2 separate regions of the Homo sapiens genome follow, and region 1 is linked to region 2. Evidence: read pairs that join two places in POLR2A ChIA-PET (ENCODE). Cell type or tissue: MCF 10A. All regions are shown on one strand.

Region 1 (5,000 bases), 71 kb after region 2:
GATGGCCACCAGCAGCCTGTGCAGGGCCTGGCTCCACTGCCCAGACTAAATCTGAGATGTTCTGGGGCTGCAGCCACAGGACAGGATGGGCAGGAAAGCCAGAGCTTGAGCCAGTGACCTGGGAGAGGCCTTAGCTGCACAGGGCAGGGTGGGTCAGGGTTGGGCAGGGTGGGGCCCCAGCCCACCTGCTGCTGTCCTGCCACCAGCTCTGCCTGAATGGGTGCCCGCAATGAATCCGTCGGTGTGAGTGAGGGGCGCAGCCCTGAGGCAGCTTCTGTCCCTACCTCTGCACTCCAGACTTGGGGGAGGGCTGGAGGGAGGGAGCCTCACCTGCACACATACAGCTCCTCAGGAGGCTGAGTGTTGGGCGTCATGATCCAGGGGGCCATGCGGAAGCCCACAGTGTCTGTGAAGAGGGTCACCTCGGGCAGGGTCTGAGGGGAAAATGAGGACTTGGTGGGCCCTGCAGGGACCCCTAGCCTGCCTCAAGCCCCCCCAGCCCCCAGCCTGCCCAGCCCTGGAGCCTGCAAACTGGGCCCCCAAACCCCTCAGCCTCCTTGGCCACCCCCCAGTGCTGTACACACCCCCGGGTCCACCAGGCTGACACTGAGGGAAACCAGCCCTAGGAAATCGGCATCGGGGAAGGTCAGCCCCTCCACATAGAACTTGATCTCCTGCTCCCCTGGCTGTCGCTCAACTTCATAGGACAGACACTGGGGCCCCAGCACCTGTTTGTAGTCCGAGAGAGAATTCCCACCTAGGAAGAACAAGAGTCAGGGGCTAGCGAGGAGACAGGGGTGAGGGGCTGCAAGCCCAGGAATCCAGGACAGAGCCCCCTTTGTGGTTAGAGCAGCTTGGGTTCCTCTCTGGCTCTGCCACGTGCAAGCTGCATGGCCTTAGCTCAATGACTCAACCTCTCTAAGCCTCAGTTTCTTATCTGTAAAATGGCTAACATTTTCTCATGAGGCCAATATAAACTTTAAACTAAATAAAGAGATAGAAGCACCTGGCACAAAAGGTGAAAATTACCCATGGATAAATAGATATGCAAAATGTAATATATTCATAAGATGGAATATTATTAATTCGTAAAAAGTAATGACCAGACAGGTATGGTGGCTCATGTCTATAATCCCAGCACTTTGGGAGGCCAAGGCGGGAGGATCACTTGAGACCAGCCTGGGTAACATAGGGAGACCCCATCTCTACAAAAAATTTTTTAAAATAGCCAGGCGTGGTGGCACATGTCTGTAGTCCCAGCTACTCGGGAGGCTGAGGTGGGAGTATCGCTTGAGCCCGGGAGTTCAAGGCTGCAGTGAGCCGTGATAGCATCACTGCACGCCAGCCTGGACAACAGAGTGAGACCCTGTCTCTAAAACATAAGAAAAGTAATGAAGCACTGATTCATGCTACACCATGGATGAACCTTGAAGACATTATGCTAACTAAAAGAAGCCTATTGTATGGTTCCATTTATATGAAATATCCAGATAGGGAATTTCAGAGATACAGAGAGCACATTGGTGGCTGCACACGGCAAGAGAGGCTATCCATTCACTTGTCGAGACTTTGCTTACGCCCTGGTGTCACACTAAGTACTTTTAAGCTGAGTCCTCTGCCTAAACATCCACCACTGGTGCATGGGAGGGAACATTCTGGCTCCTGCCAGGCTCATTTAGCTGGAACAACAAGCTCTGGGTCAGTTTGAACAGCGAAGGGTGAAGGGGAATCGGGAAGGGGTAGAAGCCTGTTGCTGTTTGTAAAAACAAGTAAGAGCAGTCCGGGGTTAAGGAGTGGTAATTTATTTATTTATTTATTTATTTATTTATTTATTTATTTATTTATTTATTTGAGACAGGGTCTCACTCTGTCTCCCAGGCTGGAGTGCAGTGGCATGAACACGGCTCCCTGCAGCCTTGACTTCCTGGGCTCAAGTGATCCTCCCACTTCAGCCTTCAGAGTAGCTGGGACTACAGGCTAATTTTTTTGTATGTTTTGTAGAGACAAGGTTTTGCCATGTTGCCCAGGCTGGTCTCAAACTCCTGGGCTCAAGTGATCCTCCCGCCTTGGCCTCCCAAAGTGCTGGAATTATAGGCATGAGCCACTGGGCCCGGCCAATTTTTTCTTTTTCTTTTTTTTTTTTTTTGAGATGAAGTCTTGCACTGTCACCCAGGCTGGAGTGCAGTGGCATGATCTTGGTTCACTCACCCAGGCTGGAGTGCAGTGGCATGATCTTGGTTCACTGCAACCTCTGCCTCCTGGGTTTGAGTGATTCTCCTGCCTCAACCTCCCGAGTAGCTGGGACTACAGGCATGAGTCTCCACACCCAGCTAATTTTTTTTTTTTTTTTTAGACAGAGTCTCACTCTGTCGCCCAGGCTGGAGTGCAGTGGCGTGATCTCAGCTCACTGCAAGCTCCACCTCTTGCCTTAACCTCCGGAGCAGCTGGGACTACAGGCACCTGCCGCCACACCTGGCTAATTTTTTTGTATTTTTTAGTGGAAACGGGTTTTCTCCATGTTAGCCAGGATGTTCTCGATCTCCTGACCTTGTGATCCACCCTCCTCGGCCTCTCAAAGTGCTAGGATTACAGGTGTGAGCCACCGTGCCCGGCCTAATTTTTGTATTTTTAATAGAGACAGGGTTTCACTGTGTTGGCCAGGCTGCTCTCAAACTCCTGACCTCAGGTGATCCGCCTCCCAAAGTACTGGGATTACAGATGTGAGTCATTGCGCCCAGCCTTGGCCATATTTTTTTAAGCCACAGGCTGATTAATAAAAACTCTGATGAGAAAGACAGGTTCTGGGGCCAGAGGCAGGGCCCGGGCCTCAGCCTCACTGGTTCTCACGCCCTCCCTGCCTGGACAGTGCTTGGCATGCAGTTCAGTCCACGCTGATTGACCAGAGGAGGGAACGGGTGTGGGGCAATGGTAAAAGGAGGAGCTTTGGTGCACCCAAGACACCTGGGTTGGAATGCCTGCTCCACCCCAGATGGTTGTGCCATAGTGAATTCCTGCATCTGAGCCTCGGTTTTCCTCTCCATAAAATGGAACTCGTTGTTGTTGAACCTCCTCCTTGAGGACTATATTTGGTACTGATGGAGTGGTTGTTTGTAAGCTGTAATGAGAGTTACAAAAAGGTGATGGAAAAAAAGAGAGAGAGATGGGGGAGGAGAGGATAGATATGGATGGAGCTGGGAGGAAAAGGCCCCATCAGGCCACTCACCCCTGGCACAGAAGACCCTCACTCTTTTGGAATCAGAAAAGGGCACGTTCAAGACAAGCTTGTGGCTGTCGAAGAGCTTGTCGGGGCCATTGCAGCTCAGCAGCATTGGGGACATGTCCTGCAGGTCTGGAGAGAGTGGCCCTCTTGAGATCGCCCTTTCTCCACCCCACCAACAGGATCCACTTCCATCCCCCTTCCCCACTCCCCAGACAACACCTTGTGTCACTCACCAGCCAGCGACATCAGCCAGCTGTGGGTGAGGTCAGGCTCTGCGGACCTGTGATTGTCCCGGTCACAGTTCACCAGCAAGATAGCCCCATAGCCCTCAGGGCCCCAGCGCCAGGTTTTCTGTGGCAAAATAAGATGCCTTGGGATCAGTGGGACCCAGGAGGCTCCAGGAAGGGGTTCTAGACATGGCCAGGGCGGGCTGCTTTATTAGATTATAGATTTTCATATTTTTAGTTTGCTTAAAGATTTTAAAAAGGATTATTTGGGGAATGGAGTTCCAGATAAGGCTCTAGACCCACCTCATCCTTGTGCAGTGAGCAACCTGCACAACCATACACAATGGCTCTACCCAGCCATCACACTGGAGAAGCAAAGGTGTCATTACCACACCAAGAAATGGCCCTCAAAAGCTGGCTAAGCTTTAGCTCTGCCTGTGGGGCGGGGGTGGGCAGAGGCTGCCTGCCATGACCTTGATGAGGGTCGGGATCTGGAGAATCTTTGGGAGACCCTTCCCATCCCAGCACTCTCCTGGAACCTGTCCCATAGATATCTCTGGCATCCGCATGCAGTCCTGCAGGCTCTGCAAGCTGAGGTCTGAGCCAAGTCGGGAAACATGGCTGGAGCTCTCCCTGCCTCTGTGGTTGCTGCTGTCCCCAACACACCTCCCCACCAGACCCACAAGGCAGGGCTTACTTTCCCCATTTCACAGAAGGGTGCGGGGAGGTTCTGAGAGGTGAGTCCCAAGCCGCATAGCTGGCCTTTAAACCCAGGTTCTTGGGATTGCACAGGGCCACTGTTAGCCTTTATGGCACTCTTGCCCACCCTCTGGGTAGATGCCACTCTGCAGCAGGGCCCTAGACATGATTTGTATCATAGTTGCCACCATGCCCAAGCAGTCTTGTGCAGTGAACAACCCACGCAGCCATCCATGGCAGCCCTGCCCACCTTGTCCTCAAAGCTTTGTGATCCAGGCTGCCTCTCTGGAGTCTTTCCCTTTAAATTGTACCTTCTACCCCTCCCAGGACAGCTTCCAGATAGTTCCTGTGGGGTGACGCCTTGAGCCCACTCTGTCCTCCTCCTTACTCTTCAGGTGTTACCTGGGGCTGACCACCATAGCCTCCTCTACCCCAAGGCTTGTCTTCTCCTTGCCTTCTGTCACTCAACAATCTTTTAGGAAGCACTCCCACATGTGTAGGGGTCCAAATATAGCCCTCAAAATAAAAAAGGCAGCAACAAAAGAACCAATCCCAATTTCAAAGTGGCACAAGAGAGACCCAGAGAGGGTAAGCTGTTTTCCAGCAGTCACACAGCATGTCGGTTACAGGGTGTAGGTTAATGTCCACTCATGCCAATTTTGCTGTCCCAGATGGGTTCCCTACATGGTTGGATACTACAGACCCTGGGGATCCATCATTCTTCTGGAGGGAGGGCACAATCCACCCGGGACCACCCCAAGTTTGCCTTTCAACCCCGCAGCCTTGGGGTGCCCGGAAGGGTCTCACCTTGTCCCCTTGGCTCCTCTTCACCTTGCCTGTGCGGCCTGTGTCAA
Region 2 (5,000 bases):
TTAACTTTTTCCAATTACTGTTTCAAAACTATTATTAATAGTAGCAATACTGATTTATTTTTTCCAGCTTTCTTGAGGTATCATTGACAAATAAAAATTATATACATTTAAAGAGTATGAGGCCGTACAAGGTGGCTCATACCTGTAGTCTCAGCACTTTGGGAGGCTGAAGTGGGTGGATCAACTGAGATCAGGAGTTTGAGACCAGCCTAGCCAACATAGTGAAACCCCATCTCTACTAAAAATACAAAAATTAGCCCAGTGTGGTGGCACGCACTTGTAATCCCAGCTACTCAGGAGGCTGAGGCAGGAGAATTGCTGGAACCTGGGAAGCAGAGGTTGCAGTGAGCAGAGATCACACCACTGCACTCCAGCCTGGGAGACAGAGTGAGACTCCACCTCAGAAAAAATGAATAAATAAAAAAAAGTGTATGTTTTGTTATACACACACAGTTATTACAATCGAGCTGACATATCCATCACCTCACACAGTTATGTGTGTGAGTGTGTGTGTATGTGAACACCTGAGATCTAATCTCTTAACAAATTTCAAGTATAAGATATATTATTATTAACCATAGTCACCATGCTGTACATTAGCTTTCCAGAATTTATTCATCTTGCAATGGACAGTTTTACCTTTTGACCAACATCTCCCATCTTCTCCTACCCCCATCCCCGGTAACCACCATTCTTGTCTCTGTTGCTGTGAGTTCAACTTTTTAAAGATGCCAGTTATAAGTGAGAATATGCAGCATTTGTTTTTATGTGCCTAGTTTATTTCACCTGGATAATGTCCTTCCAGGTTCATCCATGTTGTCTCAAATGGCAGGGTTTTCTCCTGTTTTCAAAGGTTGAATAATATTCCTCTGTGTGTGTGTGTGTCGTGTGTGTGTGTATCACATTTTCTTTATCCAATCATCTGTTGATGGACACTTAGGTTATTTCCATGTCTTGGCTACTGTTTTTTGTTTGTTTGTTTGTTTTTGTTGTTGTTGTTGTTTTTTGAGATGGGGTCTCACACTGTCGCCCTGGCTGGAGTGCAATGGTGAGATCTCGGCTCACTGCAACCTCCACCTCCACACCTGTCTAATTTTTGTATTTTTAGTAGAGATGGGGTTTCACTATGTTGGCCAGGATGGTCTCGAAATCCTAACCTCAAGTGATCTGCTTGCTTGGGCCTCCCAAAGTGCTGGGATTACAGGCATGAGCCACCACACCTGATCTTCCCTCTTTTTCCATACTTTAAAAACTTAAAAGATGCAGTCAAAGCAAATCATGCCTAATTTAAGCAAATCATTCCTAATTACCTATGGAAATTGTTCCATAGGTAATGATTACTACAACCACCATCACTTAGACCACTTCTACTTTCTTGTTTAGCTCTTTGTCATTTCATGGATCATTTTCTTCTGTAGCCATATTTTTTCACTTAACATGAAAGGTATCTGTCGCATTACCATAAAGACCTCAGAGGTTTCATATATTGCATCAAATGGAGCAATATATGAGCATCCTACTCATTCCCATAGGTTTCTAACATTTTGACCAGCTTGATTCTGATTTTTTGCTATTATGAATCCCTAATAAAGATTTGTGTCTGATTAGAGTTACTTCTTTGTTTATTTTCCTAGAGATTGAACTCCTGATATTTGAAACTGTTTTCCAAAGGATGATATCAAAACCCACCTCTGTATTTAACACACGAGGCTGTTCACTTCACCCTGGCCTGTCCAGAAACTTTCTTTTTTGTTTCTGTTTCTGCTATTTTGATGGTGGCATTTTATGTTCATTTAGTGCCTAATGAGATTAACAAATGTTCCCGGTATTTGTCATCAAGTTGTTGATGTTGTAATTGTTCTTGTTATTATGTTAGAGCAATATTGGTCAGGAGAGATGTTGGCAGGGCTGGGGTAGAGGTGAGGGGCTAGAAGTGGGAGACGGTTAGTGCCAAAGCCGGGAAACTGGAGCTTTGCAAACTGCAGGCAGTTTGCAACCTCACAGATTCATCACTTTACTTTTTCTGGTTAGGACTGTGATTGCGTCCTTCCAACCGCAAATTGAAGGTTGAACCTGGAGCTATGTTCATGTAACACTGCCATAAAACTTGTACCTCAGGTTGGTTTAAAATAACTCTGACACCTCACATTCTCCTCTGTCAGGCTTGAGTGATTCTCTTTTCCAAAATTTATTTGTTCCGTGATTCACACCCAGCAGAAGTCATGAGGCGGGGCTGGATCATGCTGTCCCAAGGGTGTTGGCAGAGCTGCCTGTTCGGTTGGTGGTTGGTTCTTCTCTTCCCAGGTGCCTTGGACTTCCCCAAGCTTTCCTTCTTGCTAAGCAGGGTTGCCCAGGCGTCTTCAGCTGCCTGTGGGTTTAGAATGAACGTGTCTTTTGGCCCTATACTCCGGGGCCCAGAAGCCATGATGGAGAAGAGTTAGGCATGGGGATGCTATATCTCCTCTTACTTCAGTGCTCTCATCCTATTTTTCACTAATCAGGGCCTCAAATGGCTGTAACATACTATTTGTGCACCCCACCTCCATTCAATTTCTTCAACGCTCATGTGTCAGGGCCTCTTTCCAGGTCTCAAGAAATTCAGGCCTCAATTTTTCTGGAATGTTCTGATTTCAAATATGCTGCCCCCAAATAATATTTCCTCAGGTACCTTCGTGCAGAGAATGGTAGGTCCTGATGTTCGTGTTCCCAGCCAGTGACATTGACTATGGTGTGCTGAGCCCTCTGCAGGCTCCAGGCTGAGCTGCTGACATGTACCACCTCACGTAATTACTTTTTCTTTTTTAAGAGACGGAGTCTCGCTCTGTCACCCAAGCTGGAGTGCAGTGGCACGATCTCGGCTCACTGCAGCCTCCGCCTCCTGGGTTCCAGCGATTCTTCTGCCTCAGCCTCCTGGGTAGCTAGGATTACAGGCACGTGCCACCACACCTGGCTAACTTTTGTATTTTTAGTAAAGATGGGGTTTCATCATGTTGGCCAGCTGGTCTCGAACTCCTGACCTCAGGTGATCCGCCCGCCTTGGCCTCCCAGAGTGCTGGGATTACAGGCATGAGCCACCGCACCTGGCCTCACATAATTCTTATCTCAACCCCATGAGGAAGGCATTATTGACCCCATTTTGTAGGCAAGGAAATAGGCTCAGAGAAGTGGAATGACTCAACCAAGATCACACAACTGTTAGTAAAATAAATCAGGACTTGAACCCAGATTTAGCTGATTGCAAAGCGTTAACCACAAGGTTTTGCTGGCCAAATACAGGGGGAGATAAAAGATCCCAGACCCTCTGATCTTCTGATTTAGATTCATTCAACAGACACCTGCTGAGCACCCCTCTGCTGAGCACCCCTCTGTCCTAGGCATCAGGGACACACAGAAACAGAACCAATAGAACATATAGATGTATAGATAGATAGATAGATAGATAGATAGATAGATAGATAGATATCTACATCTATATATGTTCATATATATGGAGTGAGGGAGAGACAGAATTCAAGGAATTGGCTCAGCTCACATGATTGTGGAGGCTGGCAAATCCAAAATCTGTTAAGTAGGCCAGCAGGCTGGAGACCAGGGAAGAGCTGATACTGCAGCTCAAGACAACAGGCGTAGAACTCCAACTCCCTCTTCCTTGCGGGGGTGTCAGTCTTTTTTCTCTGGAGGCTTTCAGCCAGTTGGATGAGGCCCACCACAATACGGAAGTCATCTGCTTTACTAGAAGTCTATTGATTTAAATGTAAATCTCAACTAAAACACACCTTCACAGCAACATCCAGACGGGTGTTTGACCAAATATCTGGGAACTGGTGGCCTGGCCAAGTTGACACAAAAAAATTAACCAGCACCAAACACATAGTTTAAGGCAGGGTTCCTAATCCTATGGGGTCATTTAGTCTTTTGAACATTTAAAGGAAGCAATCAAGATGCCCTTAGCTTTTCTTTTCTTGCATGTGGGGAAAATGAGGCTCGGGTAGAAGCTGTAACTTTCCTAAAGCTACAGGCAAGTGGATGCAGAACGAAGGCAGGGACTTCCTCTTCTGACTTCGGTTAGCGTTCTTCATCTTCTGGGAATTTCTTAGTTTGGGCAACCCCAGAAGGCAACTCTGAGACAAGGATTTGTGTGCAAGAGGTTTATTTGGGAGGTGCAGGATACACTGGTAGACAGTGGGAAAGTGAGTCAGGGAAGGAAAGAAGCGAGTAAAGGGTCTGTGAATGACCTAGTTACCACCTGTGAGTAACTGAAGATCACCCCCCTGAGGAGTGCTAGAAAGTAGTGTGAAGCCCATGCCTCAGAGTTAGCCCAAGGAGCAAGGGAACTGGGGCATTTATACTCCCACTTCCTTTTGTCATTTGCTGAGGGCTGCTCTGGGTGGTATTAGTTCCCTGGCCATTTGGTCAGCAGGCTCTGGTGGTCAGAGAAGGCCTCAGGCAAACAGTACAGGTGCCGGCACTTGGAGGCCGGGTCTCTTTGAGCTGAAGGAGGGATTGTAGGAGGAGTGGGTGGGCACACATGGCATCTTCTACAGGCTAGGGGAGGCTTAACACTCCTTCAAGAAGCAGAAGACAGCTGGGAACACAATCGCCTGAAACATGCACATGGAATTTTCTGTGTACAGTTGGATGGATTTATGGACCCCTGGACCCCACCTGGGGACCCAAGTTTAAGATTCTTGGCTTGAATCTTCCTCTGGTGACTGGTCCTTCCTCTTTCCCCCATGCCCATGCACCTGTGCTCCCTGGGAAATGGGCAAGACTTCATTGACACAGCTGCCACCCACCCACATGTGCCCAGGGACTTTTCCAGAGAGAGGCGGCTCAGTGATGGCATCCTGGTGTGGTCCCCACTGTGCAACAACCTGCTCTTCCCCAAGCTTCCAGCAGCTGGCCCCCTGCCAACCCACCCGCAGCGCCCCCACCGTGGGTTGCTCAGTCCTCTGCAATCTGCCCACTGGAGGCCAGACCTCCTCTTTGTCCTGTCAGTG

What was found. ChIA-PET counts read pairs that join two places held together with the same protein. Peaks named below come from ENCODE experiments on the same cell type or tissue, not always from the same donor. Only the 100,000 strongest peaks of a DNase experiment are listed, where the experiment ranks them.
Region 1: POLR2A ChIA-PET joins it to region 2 with 5 read pairs; 2 of 35 experiments call an interaction of 5 or more read pairs at or near these places.

What each region holds. Positions count from the first base shown.
Region 1 is chr1:17,224,382-17,229,381 of GRCh38, reverse strand. It overlaps PADI1 (peptidyl arginine deiminase 1), which reads right to left. Exons shown (of 16, transcript NM_013358.3): 4 at 4,954-5,000; 5 at 3,454-3,571; 6 at 3,224-3,349; 7 at 585-757; 8 at 331-434. Among named protein-coding and RNA genes, the nearest start is that of PADI1, 22 kb to the right of the region's middle. In MCF 10A, no CTCF peak of the experiment used is centred here; a DNase peak (open chromatin) is centred at 2,787.
Region 2 is chr1:17,295,388-17,300,387 of GRCh38, reverse strand. No RefSeq gene overlaps it. Among named protein-coding and RNA genes, the nearest start is that of PADI4, 10 kb to the left of the region's middle. RefSeq lists a silencer at 4,763-4,932. In MCF 10A, no CTCF peak of the experiment used is centred here; a DNase peak (open chromatin) is centred at 2,197.